Linked DNA regions of Homo sapiens: region 2 is linked to region 1. Evidence: chromatin contacts called from ENCODE Hi-C or POLR2A ChIA-PET data. All regions are on one chromosome and are shown on one strand. The core of a region is the stretch at or near the end of the contact, and the rest is flanking DNA. Distances in the headings are between cores, read along the strand shown.

Region 1 (5,714 bases), core at 1,609-4,108:
AGGAGGGAATGAGATTTGAGAGCCCCATAGTATCTGTCAGGGCCTCTAACCCTCTTCTCTTCTGCCTAGAGGTCCATGGCCCTGAGGTTTTCTTCTGGATGATGAGAGGGGAAGCCTGGCAGCTTAGAGAGCTATGGACTGCTTCATACTGCAGAAGAAGAACCAAGAATGGGCCATGCTTAAGCTGATTAAGATGATTCCCTTCTCTATGTGGTTTGTCTCCAGGCAAAAATAAGGACTTTAGATCTGAGTGAATCTAAATAACTCAAGTCTAGTTCAAATTAGTGTTTCTCCCTCTGTGAGTAAGGAAGGATGTCTTTCCCTCCTATCCCTCCTACTCTCTCTTGAGAGTCTTGGCCCTAGTATTTAGAGCTTTATAGATAAATACCAAGTTATAAAGTTTAGCAAAGACACAGACCAACAGTCAGCAACATTTTTTTAACCTTAAGGAAAAAAAATACATAAAACCATTATTCTAAACTGCCAACGCCAACTCTGTAAGATTTTTTATTGAGTATATTTTAATGAGATTATAAACAGGGAGGCTCTCTGTTTTTGTAGCAAGTAACCAGCCATTAGTTTGAACGGCCACCTGGGTACCATTGCTTTCTATCTTCTAAACACTGTGCCATCATTAAGGATATTCTGCACAAGATGACATTGCTGAGGGGTAACCTGGTTACCATGCACACATGGCTCACAGGGCTGCTGAGTGGTTTAGAGAAGTCTTGGAAGGTGCTACCCTTGTGACTCCCAAGCACCACTCCTGTCCCTGACTTCAAATGAGGTATATAATAGATTTCAAAGACTTATTTTAAAATGCCCCCAGTTCAATAATTATTTTTTAAAAAATCATATTTGATAACTCAAATGGTTACCAAATATTTAAAAGAACTAGAATCGATTACCTCATGGAAAGAATGTTCAACTCTGCATATAGAATTTCTTTTAGTCATTCTAGGGAGAGTGATGAAAAAGCAGTAAATTATTATTGCACTCAGTTTTTAGTGGATGAATCTGGAAGCAATATTACCAGGATCAGTGTAACTCTGTATGTTAAGTCATACCATCATGCTCTTTGCTGTTGCATAATTTAGCAGAAAATGGTATGAAGTTTAACAAACAAACAAGGTGCATTTAAAAATAAATATTGCTAAAATGTAGCTATAAACTTAGAAAATCAGTGGATACTATCAAATGATAGCATAAAGTCCCAATCCCATTTCCAAACATCTTTATCGGTACCCAGAGATTTTCTGGATGGGGAATAGAGCTAGTTTCTAGTGATGCAATTAAGTGTGAAAAATGGTCTTGTACTCAGTTGCTTACTTGTTTGAAAAACAGATCTTGAACATGAAAAAAATGAACAATAAATCACAGAATTTTCACCCAATCTATTTCTTCTTAGGTTATGTTGATTCTGGCAAAAAGTTGAAAGGCAGAAATGGGAAAAAAAAAAAAAAACCATCAAGCCAGGGCTGGAAACACAATTCAGACAGTTTAAGTGGGTTTTCAGAGAAAAAATTCAAAGGAAGGGAGAACTAATTTACTTTACTGTTAAGTGTTTAGAGAGCTTTACTTATAGTAATTTCTTATGCTGAGTATCAGAGTTTTTAAACTTTTAAATAGAATTTAAATTGAAATAGCTACAATTTCCTGACAGATTACAATGTGCCAAACACTTTACATACCTTATTTTGCATCCTTACCTCAGTCTTCATTGCAGAGATTATTGTTATAATTTTACAAATGATAAAATGGGGACTTGAACAGGTTAGATCACATAGTGTAGTAGATTATATTACTGTTCACCCTATTTGCCCCTCTTTGTGTGAATCCAGGCATGGTCATAGCACTGACTTTGGCCAATGAAATGTGAGCAGAAATGATGTGTGTTACTTCTGGACAGAAGTTTTAAGAGCCAATGCATGGTTGGCTATGCCTTCTGTCTGCTGTGAAATCAGCAATGTTCCAGATGGAGGCAACTTGGGTCCTGGAGTGAATACTGTGTGGAGTAAAGCCGCATTCAGCCCATGACAGACATAAAGCATGAAAGAGAAACAAAACTAGGATGTGGTAAGCCACTGATACTCCGAGATTGTTTGTTTCTATAACAAAATCTAGCCAATCCTGTCTAGTACACACAGTTTAAGTGACAAAACCTAAGTTTCTTTGATTTCTAAGCCTTGGGCACAGAAGAAAGATAGTGGCATAGAGTAGGCACTCCATAAACATATGTTGAAGGAAGGAATGTATGGTGGTTGCCCAGCATTGAACACAATACTTCAGATGTGATCCGATCCACATAAGAGTTATTAGGAGTACAAACACTCTTTTTACACTGAACATCTGTTAATGAAGGCTTAGAGTGCATTAGCTTTTTTGTCAACTGTACTTATTTCTTTAACAAAAAAATTATTGTCTACCTAACATGTACAAGGCACAGAGTGAGGTGTCATGGCTGATACAAAAACAAAACATAAAAATGATTGTCTTCCAGCTGTTCATAATTTCATGAGTGAGAGTCGCACATTCACAACCAGCTGTGTCACAAGGCAATGAATAGAGTTGGACAGTGTGTTTTGTTGACTGTAGATTGAGTATGGAACGAGGCAGTCATGAGTTTCAGTCATTCATTCCACAAAAACACATTGAGCATCAACAATGAGTTGAGTGCTATGTTCACTCCTGCAGATACAGGTTAAAAAAAAAAAATACAGTCCCGGTCTCAAAGGTCTCACAAGCTAGTGTGAGAGACAGATTAGTTAATAGGGAATTATAATAGAGCATGATAAGAGCTGTAATAAAGTTAAGCTCAGGAAGCTATGGATATAAGGAGGAAGAATATCAGCCTGGAAGGGTCAATGAAGGCATTCTGGAGGAAGTGAGTCATAAATTGATTCCTAAAAGATGAATGAGTGTTTGCACATGAAGAAGGAGAGGGAATGTACTGGTGTAGAGAAAAAGAAGTACATTCGCCTGTAATCCCAGCATTTTGGGAGGCCAAAGTGGGTGGATCATGAGGTCAGGAGATGGAGACCATCCTGGCCAACATGGTGAAACCCAGTCTCTACTAAAAATACAAAAATTAGCTAGGCATGGTGGCATGTGCCTGTAATCCCAGCTACTTGGGAGGCTAAGGCAGGAGAATCACTTGAACCCGGGAGGCGGAGGTTGCAGTGAGCCAAGATTGCGCCACTATACTCCAGCCTGATGACAGAGCAAGACTCTGTCTCAAAAAAAAAAAAAAAAAGAAAAAAAAAAAGAACTACATTCAAGCCCCAGTGAGCAGTTGGTGGAAAGGCAAGCACACAGAGACAAAATATTTTGAAAGAACATGACTTGTTCTAGGAGACAGCAAGTAATACACTGTCTTAGTCAGCGTGGGCTTCCCTAATAAAATATTATGTACTGAGTAGCTTAGAACAGAAATTTACTTCTTCACAGTTATGAGGGCTGGAAGTCTTACATTAGAGTGCCAGCATGGTCAGGGTCTGTTGAGGGTTCTCTTCCTGGCTTGCAGATGGCTGCCTTCTTGCTGTGTCCTCACATGGCAGAGAAAGATTTCTTCCTCTTTTTATAAGGCCACCAACACTATCAGCCCCACTCTTATTACCTCATTTAACTATAATTATGGCCTAAAAATACAGTCACATTAGGGGTTTAGGGCTTCAACATATGAATTTGGGAAAGGCAAAAATATTCAACCCATAACATATACTATGGATTGAAAATAAGAAAAAATTTAGTCTGAGCATGGTGGCTCATGCCTATAATCCCAGCATTTTGGGAGGCCAAGGCAGGAGGATCACTTGAGACCAGGAGTTCAAGACCAGCCTGGGCAACATGGTAAAACCCTATCTCTACAAAAAATACAAAAATTAGCCAGGCGTGGTGATGCACAACTGTAGTCCCAGCTACTCGAGAGGCTGAAGTGGGAGGATCACCTGAGACTGGAAGGTTGAAGCTGCAGTGAGTTGAGATTATGGCACTGCACTCCAGCCTGGGTGACAGAGTGAGACCCTGTCTCAAAAATAAATAAATTTTAAAAGTGAGGTCAGAAGAAACAGAGAGGATGAATAGATTTCAGAAAAATTAAGAAGGAAATAGAATAAACAAGGTCTTTGGTGATCAAATGACTTGGTATGTTAGAAGTCAAAGATGATCTCAGAAAGTTGGGTACCAGTGACTGGGAAAGTGGAATATGGTATGGTAAATGTGGAAAAACTCAAACTGCATTTTCCTCTGCTCTCACACAACAATCACAATCACTGGGTGTCCTCCAATTCAATTCCAACACTATCAACCTGGAGATAGCATTACGACACTATCAACCTGGAGGTAGCATTAGATCCCACAGGTTAAGGGCTCAGTCCCCAGTACATCCTGCCACACCCACCAGACAACAGTCACAAGTCCAGGGCTCTGGAACTTCTGATTGACTGGCTCAAGTTGAGGTTTCCACTACCCTCTTTGAGTTTGATTAATTTGCTGGAGTGGCTCCCAGAACTCAAGTAAACACTTTCGTTTACTGGTTTATTATAAAGGATATTACAAAGAATACTGATATGGTTTGGCTCTGTGGCCCCACCCAAATCTCATCTGGAATTGTAATCCCCACATATTGAGGGAGGGAGATGATTGGATTATGGGGGCGGTTTCCCCCATTGTGTTCTCATGATAGTGAGTAACTTCTCAGAGATCTGATGGTTTTATAAGGCAGTTTTCCCTGCTCTTGCTAGCTCTGTCTTTCCTGCTATGAAGAAGTTCTTTGCTTCCCCTTTCCCTTCCACCATGATTGTAAGTTTCCTGAGGCCTCCTCAGCCATCTGGAACTGTGAGTCAATTAAACCTCTTTTACTATTATTATTATTATTATTATTATACTTTAAGTTCTAGGATACATGTGCACAACTTGCAGGTTTGTTACATAGGTATACATGTGCAATGTTGGTTTGCTGCACCCATTAACTCGTCATTTACATTAGGTATTTCTCCTAATGCTATCCCCCCCAGCTCCCCACCCCACAACAGGCCCTGGTGTGTGATGTTCCCCACCCTGTGTCCATGTGTTCTCATTGTTCAACTCCCACTTATGCGTGAGAACATGCGATGTTTGGTTTTCTGTCCTTGTGATAGTTTGCTGAGAATGATGGTTCTCAGCTTCATCCATGTCCCTGCAAAGGACATGAACTCATCCTTTTTTTATGGCTGCATAGTATTCCATGGTGTATATTTGCCACATTTTCTTTATCCAGTCTATTATTGATGGACATTTGGGTTGGGTCCAAGTCTCTGCTATTGTGAATAGTCCCGCAATAAACATGCGTGTACATGTGCCTTTATAGTAGCAAGATTTATAATCCTTTGGGTATATACCCAGTAATGGGATTGCTGGGTCAAATAGTGTTTCTGGTTCTAGATCCTTGATCCACACGGTCTTCCACAATGGTTGAACTAATTTACACTCCCACCAACAGTGTAAAAGCATTTCTATTTCTCCACATCCTCTCTCGCATCTGTTGTTTCCTGACGTTTTAATGATCGCATTTCTAACTGGTGTGAGATAGTATCTCATTGTGGTTTTGATTTGCATTTCTCTGATGACCAGTGATGATGAGCATTTTTTCATATGTATGTTGGCTGCATAAATGTGTTTTTTTGAGAAGTGTCTGTTCGTATCCTTTGCCCACTTTTTGATGGGGTTGTTTGTTT
Region 2 (4,460 bases), core at 1-2,500, 250 kb before region 1:
TTTGTATTTTTAGTACAGATGGGGTTTCACCATGTTGGCCAGGCTGGTCTCGAACTCAGGTGGTCCATCTGCCTTGGCCTCCCAAATTGCTGGGATTACAGGCATGAGCCACTGTGCCCAGCCCCTTAGACTTTCGAGATGGAACTTGGGAGGGAGGCAAGGAAGGGAACAAGCCACTGGCTCCAGCACCATACCCGCAAACAGAGGTCCTGAATCAGAATCCTCCGTGACCTTCAGAAAAATCTGTCAAGAAGAAAAAAAGAGAGAATTTTGTTTAGTCATTCTTATTCTCAGAAAAATCTAACCCAAGCTCTGTTTTGTTGGGTATTGCTTCATAATGGGAAGAAAATCCATTACGACTCTATCTGAGAACATCATCTTCTATAAATACAAAAACGTAAGCACACAGTAACCACAAGTACATAAAATTTGTATGCATGCAGAGATGGGGGAACTATGCCAAAAATAAAGATAGTTGCTATGCTTGGGTGGGGAACGATGGCTTTTTGCTTTTACAAAACTTTGCTCTAATGTTAGACTTTTTCAAAGAACCGCCACTTCTGGCACTTGACAGAAACCAGCTGGAATCTCTACTTTACCTCTTCCAGGGGAGTGTCAGAAATTCCAAAACTGCTGAGACCAAGGTCAGCCAGCGTCTCCTCCAGCTCTCTGAAAAGGCTGGCATATGCTCTGTGCTTGAAGTTCTTATTTGGAAGAAGGAAGATAAGTTCTTGACCAATGCACTCCACCAGCTTTGCCTCTGGAACATGGTGGAGAACTACATCCATCAGCTCATTTACATCCCCTAGGACAAGAAAAAAGACTGATGCCAGCTCTGTTTTCCAGAAACTGGAAGACTGTGAGGTTACCCAGATTTCCTACTTCTCTCCACTTCCCCTTTGAAGAAGAGGTATTTTGTATCTCGGCAGTGACTCTTTCAGAGGACTGATGCTCCATCAAGTCTGCTTTTAGCTTAGTTGGCCCTGAGATCATCATTGAGAGGCAGAGGGAAACGGAAGCAAAGTCCTCCCGACTAGCTAGCTGTGCAACCTGGGGGCGGAGGTTGGTGGGGGGGTCATGCAACTTTCCTGTGCCAGTTCCTCCTCTGTTCAACGAAATGCTCTGTCCCCTCAAACTATGTTATGTTGGGTGGGTCACATTAGACTTTCCTCATCTGTGAAAAGGGGAAAATACTGGTATCCACTTCATTGTTGTTTTTGAGGACTGGATGAGTCAAACTACACAAAGCAGTTAGAGAAATACCTGGCACATAGGTGAGTGCTGGCTGCTATTATTATCCTTTACATCATCTCGGTAAGAAATCTCTTACTCATGGTTGTTTTTCATTCTCATTCACTGAAAACTTGAGGGCTAAGTCAAAGTTGTTTTCATTTTTCTGGTCTGTCACCAGCTATGGGGGACTTGCCCAAGACACAAACCTGGAACCGGTGACCAAGCTGAGTGAGAAGTACCTTCCCTAAATCACACACACATGCCTACTCTAACTTCTCAGAAGATTGCACAGTTTCTCTTGGGATTGCACCTGCCTCCACAAACAAAACTGAATCCTCAGGTCACAGGAAATGCAGAGGGGGGGTTGAGAAGCCATGGAGAGAGGCTGGGGGAGAGGGTAGGATATGCGGTGCGTATCATAGACTGTGAACAAGTGTCAGGTATCAACTGTTTATCTGACACATGTATACAGTCAGAATTGAATTTTATGTACAAATGTGTATTACTTTAAAATTAAAAATCTAACTGTGAAAACCTCACTTGCATGCACTTGAAGAGAGAGTTCTCTCGCACATTGTCTTGAGAGGCAGGTCAAAGGGAGAGGGATTCCAGGACTCAAAACATGACTCTTCAGAAAGCAGCTCTCAGAGTTGTGGACACCCAGTAGGTTCTTTTCTTTTTTTGTTGTTTAAAAAATGATCCATATGAAGGGATTTCATGGTTTTCAACCAAAATCCTTCTGCCTAGCCGGATTGGAAGTCTTGCTTTATGTCAAATCTGCAAGTTGGACTTGATTGTCTTTAGCTCTGAGATGACTTCATACGGAGGCTGGAGAGTCCTTTACGTTAAGGAAGCAGCTCTGCCCTAATAGCTCTCCAGGGGTCATATTCATTGTTCTTTTAGGAAGGAAATTGAACCCAAAGCTGCTGGATTCCCAGGAATTGTGTCTTAGGCATGTGTCAGCCTTTCCAGAAGTAGCTCTGTAGGTCAGCAGGGCTTTGGGCATCTGGGAGGGAGGTCTGTGAGTGTGTGTGTGGTATGTGGGTGTGTTTAAGTGAAAAGACTTTCAAGGAGCTAACTGGGGATTCAAATGATTTTCCCTTTCTTATTTGGGGCATAACTATTTAGTGCATTTCCCACCATTCACAGCATCCCGATTCTATACAAAGAAAACCTTTATTTAGAAATAAAGTAATTTAAAAAAAAGAATCATTCAGCCATGCAGGCCCTGTTTCCAATCTGATTTTGGCAAATCACAGTAACTTAACATATTAGTATCAATTTAAAACAAATATAAACTTCTTGACCAAGGTTCAGAGAGCAGGGAGATAGGTACCCACAGCAAGGCAGGCTAGGAGAAAGACCCAGAGATGTCATCCTAAAAAGATGTTTTCTGTTCATCACAGGGTCTCTCAGTGTAAAGAGAGGGCAGGTGCATGAACAGTGATGATGCCTCTCTGAGCATGTTCCCTCCAGTTGTAATGATCAGACAACGCAAATATTGCCCGGTTCTCTTGCTTCACCAGATTTCAGTTAGTAAATTCTTAACATTTGAAAAAGTTTGTGCTAAATAGAAAAATATGCCTTTTCTTTGATAAGCAGATACTTTCCCCATTCATTAACCTGCATCAGTACGTAAGTTTAGTTTTGCTCCTGTGTGGGAATACGCTTCTCACACATTCTCTCACATAGAGAGGGGATAGCCTCTCCACTGCAGCTCCTTGGAGATGGGGGCACCCCTGAGAGCTTCAGTGCATCCTAATTAAAGGGAGAATCACTGGGAAATTGGGAAGCTGAGGGGAGAATCAGGAGTATAACAGGGGTGTATGCTATTTCCAGACTTGCCATCCACATGTGCAATCTCTGACTCCACGAATTCACTGGAAGAGCCGTGCATCACCATGCTTCCACTAGAGGGCGCCACGGCACACATGTAGAAGAAGCTCTCCCCAGACACTAAGGAATGTGGCCTGGAGCCAGGGCAGGGGGACCCCAGGAATGATGGCTTACTAAGGGTAAGAGCACAGAGTGTATTCCTCATTAAAGGGAGAGGGCCTTTAGGTGCATGACTTTTAAAATCCCTTTGGGAATGAAGGAAGAAGGAAGAGGAGAAAGAAGCTCAAAGCAAAAGAACAACTGTGTGACCTGCAGAAGTACCCAGTGTTCTCTTTGCTCCCATTAAAATGCATCACAACAGGACACACCCAGCAATACTGGGAGATGGCTGCCAGACGGAACCCAAGTATGGCCCGTCCAGTCCTTACCATCCAGGACTTGTTCTGGAGTTAGGTCATCGACGTGGGCTGGACACGTGGTGGAGAAACCCTTAGACGAGCAGCTGCAGGTCCCCTGCAACAGATGGATGGGATGACTGACAAGATGCACATCCCTTCCATGACAGCCTCTCCCTGATGCCAGCTGCTGTCACCGCCCGCTTTATTTATTTCTCACTGCCAAGTGTAGTCAACACATTTTTTTCTTCACTGTTTAATCTGTTAATTCATCTGAGCATTTTGAGGGTGTAGTCGCTTGATTTTATCCTAGAGAGTGTGTGAGTCACACACAGAGAGGAGCAGAACCTCCAAGGGTCCCTTTGGCTTGTCATCAATTATGTGGCAGCTGTAGGTTCTGCCTGTGGGAGACATTCTGTGCCTCCCTCCCCGTGGATGGACATAGGAAACCCCAGCGGCAGCCAGACACTTAAACCAGAGGCATAAATAATGCTGCCATATCATAATCATGACCATTTGAATGTGAGCAATGCCTGTTCTTAAGAAGCCCAGAGCACATTTATAATACTTTATCTCACTTATCTTCACATCCCTAAGAAATAGAAGCAGAGGTCATTAGCTTCATGTTCCATGTGAAGAAGAAAAAAATACTAAAAAAAAGGAGGAATTAAATAATTTGCCTAGGATGACACAGTTTGTTCACTTCGCAGCACAGACATAAAACTGGGTCTCCTGATGTGCTGAAGTGGTCTCTGCTGGTTGGTACTTTTTGCCTTCATCATTTTTATGTTATAGCACCCAAGGAGGCCTCTTCTTAGTTTTCACTTACCACTGAAATTCAGGTTTAATTAGGGAATATTAATGTTGAAATGAAGCTCAACCAATTGCTCTTAAAACAGCCTAACCTTACAGAATAAGACACTCACTTCTATGTTGCACCAAACCGCACCAAACTGGTGTGTAATCTGGCATGTAATACTTGCAGACCATTTAAAG

The links. A loop is a pair of places that touch in the nucleus more often than their neighbours do. ChIA-PET counts read pairs that join two places held with the same protein, here RNA polymerase II (POLR2A). Pooled maps may share reads with other maps.
Region 2: a loop to region 1 is called in a pooled map, with 2.5 times the contacts of the local background. The contact joins two enhancer-like sites. A Hi-C loop is called at or near these places in 5 of 50 pooled maps. POLR2A ChIA-PET finds 5 or more read pairs at or near these places in 2 of 52 experiments (H1 and HCT116).

Annotation. Positions count from the first base shown.
Region 1 is chr1:94,282,638-94,288,351 of GRCh38, forward strand. All of the region lies in intron 2 of ARHGAP29-AS1 (ARHGAP29 antisense RNA 1), which reads left to right. It also overlaps a transcript of ARHGAP29 not described here. Among named protein-coding and RNA genes, the nearest start is that of ARHGAP29-AS1, 38 kb to the left of the region's middle. RefSeq lists an enhancer at 1,948-2,007. Within about 2 kb of position 2,859, at least 4 of the 41 ENCODE cell types and tissues checked have a DNase peak (open chromatin) inside an H3K27ac peak, as active enhancers do.
Region 2 is chr1:94,036,546-94,041,005 of GRCh38, forward strand. It overlaps ABCA4 (ATP binding cassette subfamily A member 4), which reads right to left. Exons shown (of 50, transcript NM_000350.3): 24 at 3,498-3,582; 25 at 600-805; 26 at 195-243. Among named protein-coding and RNA genes, the nearest start is that of ABCA4, 82 kb to the right of the region's middle. RefSeq lists an enhancer at 87-1,286. Within about 2 kb of position 1,251, at least 4 of the 41 ENCODE cell types and tissues checked have a DNase peak (open chromatin) inside an H3K27ac peak, as active enhancers do.